Linked DNA regions of Homo sapiens: region 1 is linked to region 2. The links are chromatin contacts, found by Hi-C or POLR2A ChIA-PET in ENCODE. All regions are on one chromosome and are shown on one strand. Each heading gives the region's core, a stretch centred on a gene start or an enhancer-like site at or near the end of the contact. The rest is flanking DNA. Distances are from core to core; before and after follow the strand shown. Region 1 has its middle 130 kb from the start of TNFSF18. Region 2 overlaps LOC105371618 (a long non-coding RNA gene).

The links. Hi-C counts contacts between places; a loop is a spot of excess contacts on that map. ChIA-PET counts read pairs that join two places held with the same protein, here RNA polymerase II (POLR2A). Pooled maps may share reads with other maps.
Region 1: a loop to region 2 is called in a map of PC-3, with 4 times the contacts of the local background. The contact joins two enhancer-like sites. A Hi-C loop is called at or near these places in 6 of 168 maps with a recorded cell type or tissue (CD14-positive monocyte, IMR-90, PC-3 and 3 more) and 7 of 50 pooled maps. POLR2A ChIA-PET finds 5 or more read pairs at or near these places in 9 of 52 experiments (AG04449, AG04450, BJ and 6 more).

Annotation. Positions count from the first base shown.
Region 1 is chr1:172,916,620-172,920,705 of GRCh38, forward strand. No RefSeq gene overlaps it. Among named protein-coding and RNA genes, the nearest start is that of TNFSF18, 130 kb to the right of the region's middle. Within about 2 kb of position 1,497, at least 5 of the 41 ENCODE cell types and tissues checked have a DNase peak (open chromatin) inside an H3K27ac peak, as active enhancers do; they include endothelial cell of umbilical vein, where a contact is called at or near this core.
Region 2 is chr1:172,823,014-172,827,656 of GRCh38, forward strand. It overlaps LOC105371618 (a long non-coding RNA gene), which reads right to left. Exons shown (of 3, transcript XR_007066734.1): 3 at 2,112-2,176. Among named protein-coding and RNA genes, the nearest start is that of FASLG, 170 kb to the left of the region's middle. Within about 2 kb of position 3,163, at least 9 of the 41 ENCODE cell types and tissues checked have a DNase peak (open chromatin) inside an H3K27ac peak, as active enhancers do; they include endothelial cell of umbilical vein, where a contact is called at or near this core.

The sequences.
Region 1 (4,086 bases), core at 247-2,746, 92 kb after region 2:
TTATAAAACAAAGATTTGCCATCTTTGGGGATATTCAAAATAACATTTCACAAATTTGTAGGCACTGCCTAGGTTCACTTTGTCTTCTCCACCCAACTCCTTGCCTGTCTTTCTGAGGTCTTCCCTGTACTCTGGCCATAGCACTCTCTTGGCCATGGCAGGTGGCATTTGCTAGGCTTAGGATACTTGTTTCCATTCTCTTACTCACCTGAATTTACTCACTTTTAGATTCTGGCCTAAAATATTACTTTCCAGAAGGGTTTTACCTTCTGGCTCCATCTTCCATCTTCCATCACCCATCACTGAATATTTACCTCATGTAAATATTTACTGAAAACATTTATATCACCACACATTTTATTAGCCCTCTAGCCTCACTGCTTTGGGTCTGAGTGGATGTTAGAGCCTCAGGAGACCCTTCATTCCTACAGAGCCTACTGGGGCCCAAGCTGAGTTACAAGCCTGGCCACTGTAGATTCTACCCAGGAATGAGCAGCACACACTTGTTTTTTATCCATACTTTTCCTTCTCCTCTCTCCTTTGCCTGACTCCTACCCCTTTCACATCTTGGCATGGATATGACTTCCTTAAAGACATTGACCTGCTCCCCCTCTACCCTGCCCTTTACTGAATGAAGTTCCCCACCCTATTATGTGTCCCCAAAGCACCTGTGCTAACTCTATCATGACAGTTCTTAGATAGTATGGAAATTGTCTGTGTGGTTACCTGGTGGCTTGTTGCAACATTACAAATTAGCTCCTCAAAGACTGGAACTGTGTCTTGTCGATATGTGAACCTCAGCTAGACACTTAGTAGCTGCTTGGTCAACGACAGCCGAACAAAAATCAAATAGAAAGTTGGATGGAAAGATGGATGGATGGATGGATGGGTGGGTGAGTGGATGAGTCTAAAGAGAAGCTTGAAGGATTCTGGATGAACTGGATGCCTTGTTCCTTCATCTTTTGGATTTTTTCTTAGCTTTTTCTCAAAATGTTTACCTTGTGGATCTCTAGTCTAGTTCTGAAGTGGTGTTAATTGCTTTTATTTTTTTTTTTTATTTCCTTCAGGCTGGGAGACTCCCAAGGAAAACTGACTTAAAGTCCCTAATTTGAACTGGAAAAAGGACCCCATTGATGCAGTTAGTTTCTTCCCATTGATGCATTTAGTTTCTTACTCTTGAGACTGAAAGTTGACCTATTTTTCAGTTGGTAGGTAAGTTGGGAAATTTTTAAAGCTTATGCAAACTTCACTCTTGGCATTATTGGCCTTGAAGAAATGTTACGAAGACTTCTCTTTGGAAAGTGAGTTTGCTGGAAGTAGCAACACACTCCTGTGATAGAGACAAGTATAGAATATTCCTTCCACACCTGTATTGCCTTCTCCAGAACTGCATTTTAACAATTCAATATTTTCTCATTGGCAAGCACTCTCTTGTTGGTTGTATTCATCTCAGGGAGTTACATTTTTCTCTTATGAGTTCGACATTCTTTCAACCGTGTTCTGCCAGTGAGTCATAGGGACCCAGTGCATTTCAGGAGCTATAGACCAGAAGTTGAGCATATTGTTCCAAATACTTGGATCTGCATTTTAATATTGTGACTAAGTGGGCTCAGGGCACATTTCAGCAGAAGGCACTTTTGCATTTTATTGTGGGCAACTTCCTACCACCTCCACCCAGAACAATGAATGGAGTTGAGGTTTTCCCATTTATTCATATCTGGTATCTCTGTGCCAAAGTGACATCCACACAATGTTTTCTCATATTTAAACAACACTGGTCACTTAATTACAGTTTAAAGTTAATTCAAGAGAAGGGCTATATACTAGTAGAAAAATAAGTTTTATCTGGATATTATAATTATGAGGCAATTAGTAATTTCTTGGTGGCTTTTTGGGATCAGTCTCACTACTTCTTAGTCTCACCTTAATCAGTCTCATTAGTTAATTCAGAAAATAATCAAACCTTAACATATGTTTTCACTTTTACTTCTTAGCTGTGTTTTTGGAGCTAGGCAACATGGTACACTCAAAGAATGTAGAAGAATTAAATACCATAAGGTACCCGGTTGCATGATCTCATTACACCCTGTTCTTTGTCTTTATAGCAATGGCACAGTTGGATATTGTGTTTCTTGGTTTATTTACTTTAAATATCTCTCTCCCACTAAACCGTAAAGTCCAGGAGACCCAAAGGTGTGTTTGTTTATCCAAAGTCTAAAACAGTGCCCTCCACATTGTGGGCTCCCCATAAATAATTGATAAACGAATAAAACAAATGATCAGTTAGCATCTACTTAACAGAAAGCAAGCCCATAGAGCGTCTTTTGAATATCTGCAATTGTTCCATTCCAGGATTGAAAGGAGGCCCACAGAGCTCTACATGCCTCTAGTGAGACCCTTCCCAGGCTCCCAAACTCATGTTTAATACTCCTCCAAAACTTACCACCACAAACTGCCTAAGGACTAAATGCAAGAAGGCGCTGTAGTCAGAATCGATCATCTGCCTTCACCTTGGAGTCTTTAGGGCATGCCCTCAGGTTATCCTGCCTCTCTTCTCCTCACACTGCTCGTTATATTTCCTACTTTGACTCCATCTCCCATCTCTTCCCAGGCAGGTCCCCCAAACCCTTTCTCTGGTTTCTCTTCTTATGGTCAAGCCTCAACAATATCTCCAGTATACACAGCCTCTTCTCTCGCAACTCTCTTCATTAGCTTGTCCTAAGTGAAATCCGGGTCTCCTTTAAACATACTGCTTCTCCCACATCCCTTTCAAGTGAAGATGTTTTTTTTCCTCTCATAAACCTTGTACTATATACTAGAGATGAGATATGTGTCTTTGATTCTCAGTGCTTCTCCCAAATATTGTTAATCCTTTAAAAACATTATCTGAAAATGCCTGCCAGTAGATTCCATACTCATCACCTACCTACCTCCTAAGCCCTAAGTCTCACCTCTCTTTTCAATAAAAAATTTTAGCCTCCAGTTCACCATGTTTTTCCTCACCCACTACTCTTATCAGAATTTTTGATTACTTCAATATCCACAGGGACAATCCATTCTATACTTGTTCTCTCAGTCCCTTGATCTCTTTCCCAATGCTCTTAAATGCTACCCCAGCTCACCTCAGTCATCTACTCCCAGAGTTATACCCTAGACCATATACTTTGCAAGAACCAAATCTCCCTCAAAACTCTCTGATCCCTACTTGCATGTTTCCAATTCAGTTCTTCTTGTAACCCTCCTCCACTGCCCATGGAATCTTTTCCATTCACTGTTTCCTCTTTTCATTGCTCATTATCCCTTCCACAGCTGCTCTTCTCACCTTTCTCAGTTTAATCGATTGGTTCATTATCCTCATCATTGCTCTGTCACATACACCTTCAACTGCCTCATCCCTTTAGATCTTCATTACATTCACGTGGTTAAATCCAATACTTCACCTATTTTTGTTTGCACTGAGTAGCTGAATAGAGCTGCAGCACTAACCTCAAATGACATTAATCACACTGGACTTACTAGCACATCCCTTCCCTACATAATGATAGCTTTGGTTCACACTGTTTCCTCTCTCTTCAATCCTCCAATAAACCTACTGTTCCTTCCTTTCAGCTGATTACTTTGCTTGGTTCTTCACTGAGGAGATAAGAACAATCAGAAAATAACCTCCTCATTCTTCTTCTTCAAACCTTCAACTTACCTGCCCCTGTGCCCACAGGTTCTCCCTCCCTTCCTATGAAAATTGATGAATTTTCTGTGCCCCTATGTGAGGTCAGCCCCTTTACTTTGCCGTGGATCTGTTTCTTTCATTTATACTGCATCAGAGAGATTGATATTTTGTTATCTTTAGAGAAAACACCCTTCACTATGAAACCAAAACACCAAATCTTACAGATTTTAGCAGAGAAGAATTCCAGGAGGAAAACCTCCATAGAGTTTGGGGGAACCAGTTAGGCAAAGCTGACTCTACAGTTCAAGTTTCCTCTTCCCTTTGAGATTTTGTTATGTTGATTCTTACATCTACTGCCTTATCCTGTACTGAAAGGTACACTTCTCTCATAAGATTGTGATCCGAGTGCTGTCACAACC
Region 2 (4,643 bases), core at 1,913-4,412:
TTTGCCACCTTAACTAGGAACCTCTGAAAAAAATAATGTCTTTCTTTTCTTCAGAGCTCACTTCATCCTCTTCAGGAGGAGCCATCTGTTGGCTACTGGAGGAAAATATTCACAGTGTTCATTTGGATTTAAATTAGTTAAATCAGATAATTTAATCCATTCCTTTAAGTAATGCTCAGACTCCAGGAAGCAACAACAATGACAACAACAACTGTGTTCTCTATGACTGCTCCACTATTCTTTTTTTTTTTTTTTTTTTGACTGCTCACTATTCTACGTTTCTCTCAAAGATGGTATCCAGACATCTGGATAAGGAGGTCTGAGCGGAGGATTTTGGCCCTTTGGGGCCCATGTTCTCTGGACTCTGGGTGATGTTTGTGTTCACCTATTTGCTGTTTGCCTTCCTGGTATTTTGTTGTGAAGTCAGTGGCTGGTCTCTTGTTGCCCCATTTCCCTCCTGGCTTCCTCAGAACCTAGTAGTGCCCTTTTGCTGGCCTAGCTTAGCCCTGTCTCCCATTGGCTTCAGGCCCTGGGGGCTCCACTGTGTCCTCCTGCTAATTCACTGGCTCCAAGATCCACCTCAGCCCCTTCAATAAGGCCACTGCCACTGTGGATTCAGCAGCTGGTGGCTGGATCTTGACTCATCCCTGATACCCCATGGGAATCAAAGGTTACTTTGGAAAGCTGAACTTAAGAGACTCCCTCCACACTGAGCTTCCTAACTGATGTAGTCATATATCAGGTTGGTGTAATTATTCCCCAGATGCCTCAACAGGGAGCAGGGAATAAGCAGCCCTCTTGCCCTCAGTTTTACTCTAATGCATTCCCTCATCCATGGGCCAAGGCCTGGAATGGGGGCAATTGGAATACACATGGTTAAGAGTCTTGCTCTCCTGCCTTCTAATTTTCTGTGTTTTATTAAAAATTCATGGGGGAGTGGCCTTTCCTTTTATTTCCAGAGTCATGTCTTTGAGCAGCAAGACTCTCAGGGGGTTTGCCATCAGAGACCCAGGGATCTATCATCTCCACACGATGAGCCATGTCTGTGAGTTGGGTTCTTGATGTGGGGTAATAAAAGAGTTTGGAAAAACCCTCTGTCAGAATATTGGCTTCTGAATAATTCTGTTTTGTATATCAGAAACTGAATATTAGCACATTTTTTTCTCTTTGCATTTCTTTTGTAAAATATCCTGGTATTTCCCCAGAAATGAACTCCTTAGGCTGACTTAATAAAAAAAAAAAAAAGCAAAAAAGTGGGGCAGGTATAATTTTACAAGATCTTACCCACTGCAGGTGTGATGTAATCACATTGATGTAGTTTGAAAAGAATCAGAAACCCTGGGGCTGGCTAAGCATTCAGTATTTAGAAACTGTTTTGGACTATGGGACTGTGGTTACTGAAGCTGACACACTTCCAGGTTTTAGGGCAGAGAGGAACTATCTGAATATTAGCTGTGTGAAGTAGGGCCATTACTTAACAATCCTTCGTTTGTAAAGTTGGGTTGTTAAGATGACTAAATGAGAGGTTCATAAAACATTTATGCTTTAAAAGGTTTAGAAGGTGTTATCGTCATCGTTATTGACATCATTACAGTTGAGCCCTGAACAACACACAAGGGTTAGAGGTGCCAACTCCCCTGACCCTGTGCAGTTGCAAATCTGCATTTAACTTTTGACTCCCCAAAAACTTAACTATTAATAGCCTACTGTTGACTGGAAGCCTTAACTATAACATAAACAGCCATTTTGTACTGTTTTGAATTTTATATGTTATTAATATATGTATTACGTGCTATATTCTTACAATAAAGCTAGGGAACAGAAAATGTTATTAAGAAAATCATAAGGAAGACAGAATATATTTACTGTTTATTAAGTGGAACTAGATCATCATAAAGATCTTCATCTTCATTGTCTTCATGTTAAGTAGGCTGAGACCGAGGAGTTGATCTTGCTCAGGGGTGGCAGAGGTGGAAGAATATCTCTCTGTAAGTGGACCCACACAGTTCAAACCTGTATGGTTCAAGGATCAACTGTACTATTCAGAAGAAGTCCATTGCCTTGATTTGAAACATTTCAAAGCTTAGGTTATTCTAGTTTTGCTAATTTAGAGCACTTCCATTCACCAGAAGCATCTTTGGACCAGCAGATTAAAGATGCAGGGAGCAGCCAATGCCTTAAAGATTTTTAGAAATAATTAAAGACAGCATTAATGAACATATGGACAGTCTGGCTGAAGATGCCACCTTGCATAAAGGTGGCCCAAACCTTGTCAACTTTGCTCTGTTTTAACAGTTTTACATTTATTTAAAGTCTTAAGAGTTTGTGACACTTTTTGATTAAGTGTGATTAATATGAAGAGTGAAATAACTTCTGTAAATATAAGAAATCATTTTTTAACTCTTAGCTAATTCAATGGGATAAATAAAATAGTGAGCTTGATTTCTTTAACTTAAAGCAGTTATAAGGGATTAAAAGTGCCAAAAAATTTTTTAAAATACTATTGGGTTATGAACTCTTTTAGTGACTTTTATGTCTTTTTCCCTTGAAACCTTCACATTTTCTTTAATGACATCTGTTATTTTTATTATCACAAAAAAAGATAGAGAAAAGCAAAATGACAAAAGATATTATACAACTGGGTTTTATATCTTAAGATAATAAACACATTCTAATTATCACCTAAGGACTGATCCTCTGTAGGTATGCTTTCTATTTTACCAATCTGAACTTGCGGAAATTAAAACTTTTTTTGGAAATGGCTTAAATTTAAACAAAACATCATGTTAGCCTCAAGGCAGGATGTTGTTGTTAAAGATTAGTTTAGAAACACTGATCTCTGTGTATTGCTGCATTTCATCAATATTTTTTACTTAAGACAGTCTGACAGGGATGTTGTCCTTGGGTTTGAATGAACATGGAAAGATTTTGTATGTGTTTTTTGTTGTCTGCTTTATATATATATAATCACTCATAATGTATAAAATATTCATAACCAGTTAAAATATACGGAAATTTTGAAAAATTAGGCAAGTTATCTTTGCTCTCCTTATCTGCAAAATAAAGAGAGGGTTTCTAAAGTTCTTTGAGCTGTGGAATTCTCCTTCTCTGGGAACTCAACCCAGTAGCTAGCTCTAGGAGGAAGTTGAGAAAAATGCTATTCTCAAGAGTAGCCACATGGTGGTGGAATGATTCCTCACAAAAATGGTATTCAGCTTCCCTGAAAGCAAAATGATTACATCCCAAAATTGAGTTATTCAAGGATCTCAGGAGACATGTGACGAAAGAGAGGAGGCAGCTCTGCGTGCTTCTGGGTCCCAGTGAAAATAGAAACATAATGTTCCTGTACACAAAGTAGTTAGAACTCTACCAAAGGCAATTCATGCAACTTTATTTCCCTTCTGACCTCGTGTTTGAAAGATATTTTTGAGTATTAAACTGTATATTTGTAATGAAATAAAGACCCTCATTTACTGTGTGCCTCTGCAATCTGTATTCCTTTAGCCTCAGTCAGCTATTTCTTGGCCTTGCATCGCCTCTAGCTGTGCCCTAATTCTTCTCCTTTCGTTTTCAGCTAAGTAAACTGTATTCATGACTGTAATTCATTTACACTTCAACACATCACGGTTCGGAGCCTAGACTCACTTCTAAAGGTCACCAATGAACTTTGTATTGCGAAACCCAAGGATGCTTTCTCAGTCCGTATCTTACGCCCTATCTTAAAACCCTCTGGTTTAGTTTCTTGACTCCAATCTGTCCTGGCATTCCTCTTGCTTCTTTGAGTGATTTCTTTCTTGTCTTTTGGGGCTCTTCCTCTTCTGTGTGTCCAGTAACTACAATAACCCAGGTTTCTAACATTACCCCAAAGTCTCCATTTCTTTACATACTTTGCTTGAGGAATTTCATCCTTGTCATTGTTTCATTTATAACTGGAATGACAACTAATGTCAAACTTAATCTTTACCCTAGAACTCATATGTAATCTTTAGCTTGATATGTCCCAGAAGAATCTCAAACTCAACATACCTGGAACTGTCTTCATTGTTGTTCTCTGTTCACCAATGGTTCCTTTATTTCTAGCTTAATTACTGGCATAACCATCTTGTTGCCCAAACCAGAGATTAAATAATTATGTAAGACTTCTCATTGTCCTGGGCCTTCTACATCTAGGCAATCAGCAAGGTCTAATGGTTTTAGCTCATAACTATTTTTTAAATCTGTTTTCAGGCTCATCCCCAATAACGATTTCCTTACTTAGGTCCTTGTCCTCTCCTTGGAACATCGCAATCTGTAGTTTCCTTTCTCCTGACTTGCTTCCCTTAAATCTGGTCTCTACAACGTAAGGAGCATACTTTTTCTAAAAGCAAAACCCAATCATTTAACCTCCTTGTGTAAACATTTTTAATGGTTCTTCATCATTTACAGATTAGAGTACAAAGTTCTTAATATAGTTTACAAAACCCCAAATGCCTGGCTTAGTCTCTCCAGTCACTTCCCATCTCATCTCTCACCAGTTCTTGTTTCACAACATTATAGTCTAGTGCTACCAGGCTTCTAGTTCCTCACCTCCTTCCCACTGTTTATGTCTCTGCATTCATTTATTTTGTTCCCTTTGTCTCAAATTTCTTTCCCACTTTTGTCTT